Linked DNA regions of Homo sapiens: all the other regions are linked to region 3. A link is a contact called in ENCODE Hi-C data. All regions are on one chromosome and are shown on one strand. The core of a region is the stretch at or near the end of the contact, and the rest is flanking DNA. Distances in the headings are between cores, read along the strand shown.

Region 1 (4,326 bases), core at 1,461-3,960, 1.5 Mb after region 3:
GAAACCCAGAAAAAACAAAATAATCTTCAACAAAGAACAAAATTGGAGGAGTCACACTTCCCAACTTCAACATGTGTACAAAGCCATAGTAATCAAAATAGTGTGGTCCTGGCATAGGGTAGATGTATATAGATCAGTGTAGTAGAATTGAGAGTCCAGAAATAAACTTTCACATTTACAGTTAATTGACTTTCAACAAGGGTGTCAAGACCATTCAGTGGAGAAAGAATAGTCTTTTCAACAAATGATCCTGGGACAACTGGATATACACATGTCAAAAAAAAAAAATGAAGCTGGACCTGTCTCACAATGTGTACAAATTCAGAATAGAGAAAAGACCAAAACGTAAGAGTTAATCCAATAAAACTCTTAGAAGAAAACAGGGGTGTAAATTTTCGTGACCTTGGACTTGACAATGGTTTCTTGGATATGACACCAAAAGCATGAGCAATTAAAGAAAAAAATAGATTAATTGCACACAATTCAGCTAAAAAACTTTTGTCCTTCCAAAGACACCATCAAGAAAATGAAGAGACAAGCCTACAATGAATAAGAGAAAAAATGTGCAGATAATATTACACGTATCACAGCTCAACACCAAAACACCAAATAACTAAAAAATGGGCAAAAATCTAAATAGACATTTCTCTAAGGAAGATAAATGCATGGCCAATAAGTGCATGAAAAGATGCTCAACATCATTAGCCATCAGGGAATGCAAATCAAAACCATAATTAAATGTCATCTCACACCCATTAAGATGGCTAAAATTTTTATGAAACAGAAATAACAAGTATTGACAAGGAAGTGGCAAAATTAGAACTCTCATACACTGCTCATTGGAATATATAATTAATTGTGCACCTCCATGGAATACTATATAACCATAAAAAAGAATGAGATCATGTCCTTTGCAGCAACATGGATGCAGCTGGAGGCTATTATTCTAAGTGAATTAAACACAGAAACAAAAAACCAAATACTACATGTTCTCACTTATAAGTCAGAGCTAAACATTGGGTACACATGGACATAAAGATGGGAACAATAGGCACTGGGAACTCCAAAGTGGTGAATGAGGATGGGAGGCAAGGGTTGAAAAACTACCTGTTAGGTACTATGTTCAGTATTTAGGTGATGGGTTCAGCAGAAACCCAAATCAGCATCATGCAATATATACATGTAACAAACCTGTACATGTACTCCCTGAATCTAAAATAAACATATTTTTTAAAATAAAATAAAGTGGTGCAGCTGCCTTCGAAAGCAGTCTGGCAGTTACATGAAAGGTTAAACACAAAGTTACTGTATGAGCCAGCAACTCTATTCTTAGGTATATACCCAAAAGAAATGAAAACATATGTTCACACATAAACTTGTCCACCAGTGTTCACAGAATATTGTTCATAAGAGCTAAAAGGTAGAAACGGCCCAAATGTCCATCAATGGACAAATGAATAAACACAGTATGGTATTTCCATATAATTGTATACTTTTTGGAAGTAAAAAGAAACGAAGTACTGATACATGCTACGGTATGGATGAACTTTGAAAAGATTATGCTAAGTGAAGGAAATCAGTCACTAAGTGAAGGAAGCCAGTCACTAAAGACAACATATTGTATTATTCCATTTATAAGAAATGTCCAGAATAGGCAAATCTGTAGAAACAGAGAGTAGATCATTGGTTGCCTAAGGCTGGAAGGAATCAGGGAAGGCCCTGAGGAGTGATGGCTGATAAATAAGGAGTGTGGCAGGTTTCTTTTTTGGGTTATAAAAATGTTTTAAAATTGGTGTGATGATGGCTGCACAACTCTATGAATATATGAAAAGCCACTGACTTGTACATTCTAAATTGGTGAATTGTATGATCTGTGAATTATGTCTCAATAAAGCCATTGGGAGACAATATAAATAAATACAATCCAGAGACATTGTCCTGTGGGTAAATACTAAATAGAATCATTAGGCTGGTCTCTGGATTTGTCTATTCAATGCTTTCATGTTGGTTTTCTTTATCTTCCAGCTCCAGAAAAGGCCTGTAGTTCCAGCTACTGGGGAGGCTGATGGAAGGATTGCATGAGCCTGGGAGGTCAAAGCTGCAGTGAGCTGTGATCGCACCACTGCACTCCAGCCTGGGTGACAGAGTGAGACCCAGTCTCAAAAAAAAAAAAAAAAAAAAAAAAAAAAAAGCAAGCAAGCAAGAAAGAAAAAAGTGCTCGTTTCAGCAGCACATATACTAAAAATTGGAATGATACGGAGAAGACTACCATGGCCTCTGAGCAAGAATGACACAAAAATCCTGCAAAATAAAAAGCCTGAGCAAAGTGACTTGCCCAGGATGCCACAGTTCACAGTGGTAGAACCACAACTGGAAACCAGGACTTTGACTCCCAGGCAGCTGCCCCTTCCACGAGTTCCATGTCCCATGTGCATGCTATGTTTGTACTGGGGTCAATGGCAACCGTCTTATTTGGATATTCTTATTTTCCTCTATGCCCTGAGAAACCTGGTTTGTAGACAGAAAAGGCTGATTTTTTGCTTCTAAAAGCTTAAGTTGACATTTTGTGTTGTTTTGTTTTGTTCTCCTGGCCCAGCCTAACAAGCATTCACATAGTAGACAACACATGCTTGCTGGACCTTACTTCCTGTCTGGTGACCCAGCTCCCTAGAGACTTGAATCTCAAATAAATGTTTCTGTCAGGAGGCTGAGCTCCCAGCTGTGCAAATTGGTCACAGATGTAATTGCATTTGCCCTCTGCCCTGGAAGAAAACATGCCTGTGGTTGGGGGTTTAGATGTCTCAGAATGAAAGACATTACTCCTGACTCTGGGTAATAGCCGTGACGCTCAAAATAAGCTGCCACAGAGACACGCCATAGTGTTGCCAGATGTACAGGGCTGTTGCTACCCAGAATCTGGATCTGCACAGCCAGTTACCAAACTGTGGCCATGTCATTGGCCAATCAGGCATAGTCAAGAACCTAGCTTTTCCACTGGCTCCTCATACTTTCAAACATAACTCCATCCCCTCTTCTCCTCTCCCTAATGCCCACAAGATCTCTGCAAAGAGCTCTAATTCCAAGTTCCCTGAATGGCAGACAATGGCAGCCCTAGGACATCTACACTGCACAGGCTGCAATTGCTAGAATCTAATTAAAATAAACATTGTAACAAGCTGCTGAGCCCCGCCCAGTGCCTCAGGAGTGCAGTGATGTGACACATCTCACTGCAGCCTCCACCTCCCACCCTCCAGCAATCCTCCTGCTTTGGCCTCCCAAAGAGTGGAAACTACAAGTGTGTGCCACTACACCTGGCTAATTTTTGTACTTTTTGTAGAGATGAAGTCTCGCCATGTTATCGAGGCTGGTCTTGAACTCCTGGGCTCAAGTGGTCCACCCACCTTGGTGTCCCAAAGTGTTGGAATTACAGGTCTGAGTTACTGAATCTGGCCAGATAGATATTTTAAACCCAGTATTTGTCTGCCTTTCTTCCTCAGTAGAATTTGAATGTACCAGGTGGCTGCTAGCTACACACCTGTGTAGGATGAGGCTTATCCTATATGTCTGCCCTATTTGTCTTGTTAAATCATATTATTATTCTGAACGCTTTCCTTCTAAAGCAGACAACCAAAGCATAGGGTATTAGCTCTTCTTAGTCCTTTTCCAATCCAAACATTTAGACTTCTTTCTGCTCACCCCTGGGCAGTATCACCCTCATCAATTTCCTCTTAATTGACTAGAATGAATTGTAACTATCCCCATCAGCAATCACATCTGTTAAGGATTGCAGAGTGCCATTGTTGTACGGGAAGAGCATTTCATTTGAGCCACCAAAAATTTACTAACGTGTGGACACAGGGACAGATACAGAGGATTGCAAACTCCAGTTTCTGAAAAACTCGATTCCAAAGCAAGGGAAAAGGTGCCCTCTAGTGGTAAACACAGCACACTACACCACAGCATCCTTATTCCAGACCGGAAGCCTGGCTATTTGAATCCTATTTTCTGTTTCTTCCAGAAACCCTGAGGTCCAGACAGGATGTGACACATGAAGGTTTAAGTGAATTAAAATAGGCTGCTGACATCTAAGGCCAGGAAGAAATAATGAGTACGGATCCACTTTCACTGAGAGCAACCATCTCTGCTAAGCCACTTCTTCAATTTGGTGGCAAGTAACCAACTATCTGGAATGAGCAAGAAATATTCCCTTCCGAATTCCTTGAAAAATGTGGGGCTTAATTTAGAATATTCAAGTTCTTTTGACATACGTACTAAGACTATACAGTTTTTATAAGTATTCTAAAAGCCCGTATAAATTACAGTTGA
Region 2 (4,425 bases), core at 967-3,466, 1.2 Mb after region 3:
AGGTGGGAGGATTGCTTGAGCCCAGGAAGTCAACTGTGTAGTGAGCCTTGATCACACTACTGCCTCCAGCCTGGGCCACAGAGTAAGACCCTTTCTCAAAAAAACGGCCAGGTGCAGTGGCTCACACCTGTAATCCTACCACTTTGGGAGATGGAGGCAGGCAGATCACTTGAGGTCAGAAGTTCAAGACCCGCCTGGCCAACATGGCAAAACCTCGTCTCTACTAAAATTACAAAAATTAGCCAGGTGTGGTGGCATATTCCTGTGGTCCCAGCTACTTGGGAGGCTGAGGCATGAGAATCTCTTGAACCTAGGAGGTGGAGGCTGCAGTGAGCCAAAATCACACTACTGCATTCCAGCCTGGGTGACAGAGCAAGATTCTGTCTTAAAAACAAAACAAAACAAAACAAACAAACAAAAAAACCGAGCAAACAAAAATTTGCCAGGGGCTTTTGAAAGAGATATTCTCCCTCTTCTTCATCTGCTCATCTTCCTCACCATACCAAAGGATTACAGCAGCTGCAGTTTCAAAAAGAACATCAGGATACATGACCTGACCATTCAGTGGGAAGAATTTAATTTCCAAACACTTCTAGAAAATTCCAGTGATATGATCAGGCATTTGATTTCTGCTTAGAGGACCAAGAATGTAAGCTAAGACTATTTAGTATAGATACATTGGATGTATGGAAGTTTTATGGGATGGTCTATAAATCCAGCCTCCATACATGTTGTGAAACCCTAATAGCCAACTCACATCTGGATTTTAGCAATATAACCCATTGCTATGACAACTATTAATTATATCATGTTGTGCCCCAACTCAGTGCACTGGAGTACTCTCCAAAGGGAAACACATTTACATGAATCAATTTATCTTTCATCTCATATCAAAGAAGCCAATCAGATTATTTTTGCCCAGCGGATCTATTATTAAAGGAACAATTTTGTCTTTAAGTCCCTACTTATTGATGAACAGAATTCATCTTATTTATAATACCAGTATGAAAGGCAAGGTCTTCTGCAGATTAAAGAAAGCTAGTTACTTCAGCAGTACACTTCAGACGTGTACATGCACAGGCCAGCAGTCACTATTTTTCCAGAGTCCTCTCCACATGGAAAGGTTAGAAAAAAGGAAATCCCAATTGCACTCTCAATTAAACAGCCACTGAGTGCTCCAAAGTATGGTTTTTAGCAATGTACTTTATTTTTATTTTTATTTTTGGAGATGGAGTCTTGCTCTGCTGCCCAGGCTAGAGTGCAGTGGTGCAATCTCAGCTCACAGCAACCTCCGCCTCCCGAGGTCAAGCTATTCTTCTGCCTCAGCCTCCTGAGTAGCTGGGATTACAGGCGCCCGCCACCGTGCCTGGCTAAGTTTTTTTGTATTTTTAGTAGAGATGGGGTTTCACCATCTTGGCCAGGCTGGTCTTGAACTCCTGACCTCGTGATTACAGGCGTGAGCCCAGCCAACAATGGATGTTTTTGACTCTAGGTCTCTTGCACGCAACATCTCAAGCTTTCCAGCAGTGGTAGTGTTACCAGTGGTGGAATTCACACAAATCTGCAGCAAACTCGATCCTTGTCTCCTTGGAGGAAAAAATTCTGCTGAGGGGCAGACACAGGTTTAAAGCAAAGGGAAAGACTGAGGCAAGTTTTAGAGCAGGGATGAGAGTTTATTAAAATGTTTTAGAGCAGAAGCAAAAGGAAGCAAAGTACATATGGAAAAAGGCCAAGCTGGCAACTTGAGAGGCCAACCGCCCCATTCAGCCTTTGACTTGGGGATTTATACATTGGCATGATTTTGGGGCTTTCTTTTCTCCTCCCTTGATCCTTCCCTTGGGGCGGGCTGTTGCTCAACCACCACATGCACAGTGTTGCTCAGCACTTGGGAGGGTGACTGCGTGCATAGTTTATTTTACTGCAGTTGCGCGCATGCTCTCTAGGGGCAATTTTCCTTTACCGGTCGACTGTTCCCAGGTGAAGGTCATATACCTGCCACTTTGCCTCTTAGTGTGCATGCTTGGGCCTGCTTGTCCAACCCCTGAACTCTTATTGAGAAGCTGCTGATCACCAGCTCCAGGTATTTTCTATCTACTGGGAGCCTGTCTTTGCCTGGTGCCGGCTGTGACCAATTATCATTTCAGAGAGAGTTTAACAACCGCCTGATCATCACCTGATGGTCACCTGACACTCCTGGGGGTGCCCTCTCCTGCCCTGCTCATATCTGCCTATCTACTCTAACAGTAGAAACATTCTAACACACACTTTATAGTTTTCACGTGGCAGCTAACTTTGTACAGGCATTGCAAATTCAGATGGGAAGAGCTCCACCTATGATTTTTGTCTGAGACTTTAAGGTTAGTAAAGAAGGTCAGACGTTTCTCCTCCCCTGGGACTCCCATGAGCTCAAAACCTCAAAGATGTTTCACCAAAATGACAGGCAATGTTATTTTGGTTAGAGATATGCTTCTTCAAGGAGAAGTGAAAGCATCTCAGCTTCAGGAGTGATATGACTGTGTGCCCTTGAGCACGTTTCATGGCATGGAAATGAAGAGACCACTCCCTTCAAGGCAGTGAGTCATAGCTCCGTTGGGGTCCATGTTGCTCCTAAGAATCCTTTCAAAGCTGGGCATGGTGGCTCATGCCTGTAATCCCAACAATTTGGGAGGGTGAGGCAAGAGATGTACTCGAGCCCAGGAATTTAAGACCAGCTTGGGCATATTAGTGAGTCCCCATTTCTCCAAGAACTAAAAAATTAGCCAGACATGGTGGCACCCCCCTGTAGTCGTAGCTACTCAAGACACTGAGTGGGAGGATTGCTTGAGCCCAGGAAGTTGAGGCTGCAGTGAGCTATGATTGTGCCACTGCACTCCAGCCTGGGTAGCAGAGCGAGACCCTGGCTAAAATAAAATAAAACAAAAAAAAACTTACTTGTGTTGGGTGCCTTTTGTGCTGTCCACTCAGGTGACATCCACCCTGGCCTCCTCTTCCTTGGCAGTCCTAACCATAGCACTCAGCACTTTAGCCTGTAAGGGATGTTAGTGGAGTGTCCACAGCTAAACCAGAACCTACTTGGGAGTGGAGACTGTGAGCTGTCCCTTTTGTCTCTCATAGCTCCTATAATTCCAGTGACTGGCCAGTGTGGTGTCTCATGCCTGTAATCCCAGAACTTTGGGAGGCCGAGGTGGGCGGATCACCTGAGGTCAGGAGTTCAAGACCACCCTGGCCAAAATGGTGAAAACCCGTCTGTACTAAAAATGCAAAAATTAGCTGGGCATGGTGGTGGGTGCCTGTAGTCCCAGCTACTTGGGAGGCTAAGGCAGGAGAATAGCTTGAACCCGGGAGGCAGAGATTGTAGTTAGCCAAGATGGTGCCACTGCACTCCAGCCTGGGCAAAAAGAGCAAGACTCTGTCTCAAAAAATAATAATTCTAGTGGCTGATGAAGATGAAGAAGAAAGATGATGATGATGACAGGTTAGCAGCAATAGCAGCTAACATTTTGGACTACCAAAGCTGATGCTGAACTGTTTTCACTGGATTTCTCATTTCATCCTCACAAGAATGCTTTGTGGTACAGATAAAGAGGCTGAGACTAAGAGAGGTTAAACGGCTTCTTAAGGTTGCCGTAGGGTTGAATAGTCTCTCCCCAGTATTCATTTCTACTCAGAACCTGTGAATGTGACCTTATTTGGAAATAGGATCTTTATTAAGTTTAAGATGAAGTCATACTAGATTAGGTTGAGCCCTAAAGTCAATAATTGGTGTCCTTAGAAAAAGAGGAAAATGTGGACACAGACACAGAGGATGCACACAGGTTAGGAGGCCATGTGAAGACAGAGGCAGAGGTTGGAGTGATGCTGCCACAAGCCAGGGAATGCCAGGGATTGCTGGCAACCACCAGGAGCTAGAAGAAAGACATGAAGCAGATCCTTTCTCTAAACCTCCGGAAAGAACCAACCCCAATGACACCTTGATTCTGGCCTTCTAACCTCCAGAACTGTTAGAGAATACATTTCTGTTGTCTTAAGCCACACAGTTTGTGGTAACTTGTTACAGCAGCCCTAGCTGATGGATATAGTAGTTTCACAGATACTTGGTTGAATAAACTGACTTGGGTGGTGTATTAGTCCATTCTCACGCTGCTAATAAAGACATACCCAAGACTGGGTAATTTATAAAGGAAAAAAGTTTAATTGACTCACAGTTCCACAGGGCTGGGTAGACCTCAGGAAACTTACAATCATGGTAGAAGGGGAAGCAAACACATCTGTCTTCACATGGTGGCAGCGAGGAGAAGTGCAGATCAAAGTGGGGAGAAAGCCCCTTATAAAACCATCAGATCTCATGATCTCACTATCATGAGAAGAGCATGGAGTAACAGTCCCCATGATTCAATTACCTCCCACAGGGTCCCTCCTATGACA
Region 3 (4,822 bases), core at 1,082-3,581:
AAATAGCTAGGTGTGGTGATGTGGGCCTGTCGTCTCAGTTGCTCAGGAGACTGAGGTGGAAACATCTCTTGAGCCCAGGAGTTCAAGGCTGCAGTGAGCTATGTTGCACCACTGCATGCCAGCCTAAGTGACAGAGCAAGACCCTGTCTCAAAAATAAAAATAAGTAAATAAATAAATTCCTCCCCCTCTATTCAGTGAACTCTCAAGTTTCCACCATGGATTGTGGTGTCACACTCCATCCTGCCCCATTTGCTCTAGATTCCCAACAACGGGCACATACAGAGTACAGACCACCATCCTCACTATTGCCACCACCTCAATCCACGTGTCAGGCTCCCTCTAATGCCATCCAGGAGGCTGGTCAGGAGGAAATGGTCCAGGTGAAAAGGATTCCAGAATAGTGAGCTGCTACAGCAAATGATATAGTAATTCCTCCAAAACTAAAGATACAATTACCATATGATCCAGCAATCCCACTTTTAGGTATACACCCAAAAGAATGGAAAGGTGCATAAGGGTAATTTGTACACCCATGTTCAAAGCAGCATTATTTGCAGGAGCCAAAAGGTGGCAGTGACCCAAGAGTCCCTGGATGGATGAATGAGTAAACTAAATGTGGTACACATGTACAGTGGAATATTATTCAGCCTTAAAAAGGAAGGGAATTCTGACACATGCCATGACATGGATGAACCTTGAGGACATTACGCTCAGTGAAATAAAACGGTCTCAAAAAGACAAATATGGCATGATTCTACTTCTGTGAGGTACCTACAGTAGTCAAATTCAGAAAGACAGAAAGTAGAATGGTAGTTACCGGGTATGGGGGTGGAGGGAAATAGGGAGTTGCTGTTTAATGGGTATTGAGTTTCCGTTTTTCAAGATGAAAGAGCTCTGGGGATGGATGGTGGTGATCATTGCGCAACAATCTGTACTTAACACTGCTGAGCTGCACACTTAAAAATGATTACAATGATTAATTTTATGTTATGTATATTTTACCACAATTTTTTTAAAAAGGATGCCAGAATCTTGCATGTCCTTCTCTGGAGCCAAGAGCATTGCACAGCCAGCCCGCCCGGGTTCTCTAAAGTTCAACTTCAGCAGGCCAGCCCAGGGCATACTCAAAATCTTCCCATGGGCAAATCTCTTCCAGCCAATGGGAACCTTTCAAAATCTACATTTCCATAGCCACATAATTAAGAACTAAATCTCACTCCCAATCACGTTGTAGAATTGTTTTAGATATAACAAGGTGTCCACCTAGGTAGAACTTTAAGAAGTTTCCAGTGGCGGTAATGTTCTGTTTCTTAATCTAGGTGATGGTTACGTGAGCATATTCACTTAGTAATAATTCATAGAGCTGTACACTTAGGATTTGTACACTTTTTAGTTAGACTTCATTTTCAGACCTGTTTTGCTATTTCTTGCATTATTCATGGCGTCTCACAAGATGACAAATTCTCAAAGTCCTCACAGAGCCTAGCAGGGTGCTAGGCTTCTAGCAGGAGCATGAGTTATGTCTATTGACACCATTAAAATTTGGAGATCTGGGGAGTATCAGAGAGAGAAAGACAGTGCACAGGGCACTGGGATAGTTTTGCAATGTCCTTCTACATCAGGGAACCAAAAGCATTCTGACCCCAAAGCTGCAGGTCAATAACGCAACCAACTTCATCAGCACAGGCCAGTAGAAAGAGGAAACTCAGCTGTGCTGCTGATAACCCATGTCTTAGGAAAATAACCCTTCTGATTTTAAAAAGATAGTTACGTGCATACACACACCCCAAAAGCTCGACTCTAGCCTCAACATGAGAGGAATTAATGTGATGGGATAAAAGTTAGTGCCTATTTTAAGAGGCAGTGACAACTAAAATAGATTGCAGATGGCAAGCTCTTCTGAACCCTGTAATAAGTCTATGATGGCCCATTCTCCAGGAAGCCAAAGTTGGAGCCAGAACTCCATGGTGTTGGAAATGCTGACAGCAATCATTTACTCCAAGAAACACAAGGGCTGGCCCTGAAGCGGAAGTGCTGGAGAAAAGCACCCCCGAAGGGTTGTGATGGACCCCCTCAAAAAAGGCCACAGTGGGAGGGATCAGTTTGATCTCCAATTGGAGTAGTCCTTTGAACTCTGACGCTAAGCTTTAGTGCAATGTGGTGCATTGGGGGTTGTTTCCATTTCAGCTGTTTCTCCATATGCCAGAGAGGAGAGTCGTGCCTGGCAGGCCTGGGCCAGCAATATCTAGAACACAGGCCTGGCTCCAGGAGAAGCCAGAAGCCTCCCCTCCTCCATCATGGTCCCTCTGTATGTGGGCAGAGAAGGAGGAGGGGGATCAAGGATCCAGGAGGAGGATTTGGTGCCAGGGAGATGACTAAGGTCTGACGCAATCACCACACGCATGTGGGACTCGTGAGATAAACAGATCTGGAGGGGGAACCAGTGCTCCAGGCTTGACCTTGGGGTGCCTCCCAGCCCCCATCTCGGTCCCTAGGCCCATTTAAGATGGAAGGTGAACCAAGATGCCCTGAGTTCTCATTTTTCTCTCTCTTGCTGGTTTTCTCTTGTTTGACAAATCGAACCGAACCCCAAAGGAAAAAAATGGGAAGGAGGGAGGAGGACTCCTTCCCATGCAGATTTATGGCATTCTGGATGCAGCTTGCATTTGTCAGGCCAAAATGGTTAGGGTGGGCTAATAGAGTAGAATTACAGCTTCCTATAATAGGGAAAGTTAAATAGACAAGCTTTCCTACCCTGAAGAGAACGAGGCAGAGGTCAGTGCTACTGGCTTTGAACATGAATGGCCCCTTCCCCTCGGTTCCCTTTCACATGTGGCCTGGCAACAGTAGCAGACAGATGCGACACAAAGCCAGACACACCTGATTAACCATGAATACAACAGCTGTCGTTTCCCCACCACCACAGATACCCACACCCTCGTTCTTTCCGCTTAGTTTTTTCCCTTTCTTTCAGCTAAGCGTGAGGAAATCAAACCTACCATTAAAACTCAAGTTAGTGGGAGGGTGTCAGCAGCCGGGCCTTTGTTTCTCTGCTCACAGACATGTAATAGGTACCTTCAGGGTTGTCCTTTCATCTGAAAATGCGTTGTGGTCTCCCGCTGAGGGCTCAGTCAGCTCAAAACCTGAGCCCCCAGAAAGGCCAGCAGAGGGTGGGGGAAGATGAAGGTGGCCTGAATGGGGACGGAGAAAGTGGACTTTTCTGGGGCACCTGAGTTTGTCTCTCTTCTCCTCTCTCCTCCTTTCCATCCGCTTGCCTCCATCCAACTACCACTCCCTGCTGCTAAAAACATCCACCCTTAAGATGGACTGGCTGTTCTGAATTTATCAAGAGGAAGTGGAACTCAACGTAGCATTGTCTTTCTGCAGCTTGCTTATTTCACTCTATTCTGAGCTGGTCTTAACAAAGAAGAATCAGGTCAGGTGGCTTTAGGGGTTTTTCTATTTGCCTCTCTTAGGTAGACAAATCCTTGAGTTCAAGTTAACTTCCAAGACCTTGCAAATCAAACACAGGAGGGAATCTAAGTGTTGAACTGCAAATGATTTCTAACGACATGAACAAAATGTAATGTGACTATATGAGCTTCCGGAAACCTACAGAATGGTAATTACAGCCCAGAGTATGAATCTTGATTTTTCTTCAGGTGTTCTTTTTCGTATTGTTTTGTTTTGCTGGGCAATCTCAAATTAACCATTTGACCTCTGTAAGCCTACATTTCTACTGCTTAAAATGGTTCTCTCTTTTGTCAAAAAGTCCCTGAAGCTATTACAAAGAGACTAATAAAAACGATCAGAAATCTCTTTGCAAACACTAAAACTTATAATAATAGGATGGATAACTGGGTAACTTAATCTCATAAAAAGTCAACAATATCCCTTATTTTCTCACATAAATGAAAACATAAAGGAATAATTCAGGCTCTCATTTGAAGTCTCATGGTTTCTAATGAAGGCCCAGGTCCACTGTATACTTCTGCCTTCTACTAAGAACTCATGGAGATTTCCCACTCAAGATAATCAGGAAGAGGAAGTATAATGGAAATGTCTAGGAAATTTGGTGTCAGGTAACAGAGAAGTCCCCAGCATCACATTTGTGTAGGACATTGGAATTTGTTCTAGAACACAAAAGTATCCTCCGGTGGTTGGTAACTTTAGACTCATCTTCTAGCCAATTAGAGAACAGTCATATCCACTATCAAATCAACCCAGAGGTCCCATCTCAGAATAATGTGAAAAGGCCCTGTTCACTTTGCCGTCGAAACCATCTCACAACTCTTCTCCTAGTATCCAAATTTCTCTTTCTCTTGCTTCACAGAACTCACGGTTTAAGCAGAGCAAGCCTGTCTGTTTTCAATTCTTAACTTTTCACACATGGCAAACGAGTGGAACTTCTGAGCACTGCGATCATCTGGCTGATGAACAAGCTGTTTTCCATTTCTGGCAACAAATACTTCTGGCTTATCGTGACGGGATGAAAAGGGATGAAAATATACTCTGGTTGGATATTGTTGATAACATTTGTCATCTTTGCAGCTAAAAAAAGCTGGCTTAAAATTTTTTCCTTTGGTGTTGCAGAAAAATGGCAAAAGAAGCGACATCACCGTTGAGTTGCCAATTAAATTGCATTCCTAAATGAAGTAGGTTAGTGAGATCTTTTCCATAAGAAACGCAATGTCACATCCTGAGATAAAGTAAGGACTGGACCAGGAGGCAAGGTCTGTGGGGCCTGGGCCTGGGGCTCCACTGGTGCACGTGGTGTCTTTTAAAGGCTCGCTTTACATGTCTGAACCTGTCTCCCTCTGT

What was found. Hi-C counts contacts between places; a loop is a spot of excess contacts on that map. Pooled maps may share reads with other maps.
Region 1: a loop to region 3 is called in a map with no recorded cell type, with 5 times the contacts of the local background. The contact joins two enhancer-like sites. A Hi-C loop is called at or near these places in 3 of 37 single-sample maps with no recorded cell type and 3 of 50 pooled maps.
Region 2: a loop to region 3 is called in a map with no recorded cell type, with 28 times the contacts of the local background. The contact joins two enhancer-like sites. A Hi-C loop is called at or near these places in 2 of 37 single-sample maps with no recorded cell type and 3 of 50 pooled maps.

What each region holds. Positions count from the first base shown.
Region 1 is chr6:16,202,800-16,207,125 of GRCh38, forward strand. It overlaps the pseudogene RNU6-1114P. Among named protein-coding and RNA genes, the nearest start is that of GMPR, 34 kb to the right of the region's middle. RefSeq lists enhancers at 2,726-2,815, 3,026-3,235. Within about 2 kb of position 2,711, at least 9 of the 41 ENCODE cell types and tissues checked have a DNase peak (open chromatin) inside an H3K27ac peak, as active enhancers do.
Region 2 is chr6:15,899,360-15,903,784 of GRCh38, forward strand. No RefSeq gene overlaps it. Among named protein-coding and RNA genes, the nearest start is that of LINC02543, 93 kb to the right of the region's middle. RefSeq lists enhancers at 1,951-2,040, 2,221-2,500, 3,001-3,060. Within about 2 kb of position 2,217, at least 4 of the 41 ENCODE cell types and tissues checked have a DNase peak (open chromatin) inside an H3K27ac peak, as active enhancers do.
Region 3 is chr6:14,726,386-14,731,207 of GRCh38, forward strand. No RefSeq gene overlaps it. Among named protein-coding and RNA genes, the nearest start is that of LINC01108, 440 kb to the left of the region's middle. RefSeq lists an enhancer at 4,042-4,822. Within about 2 kb of position 2,332, at least 12 of the 41 ENCODE cell types and tissues checked have a DNase peak (open chromatin) inside an H3K27ac peak, as active enhancers do.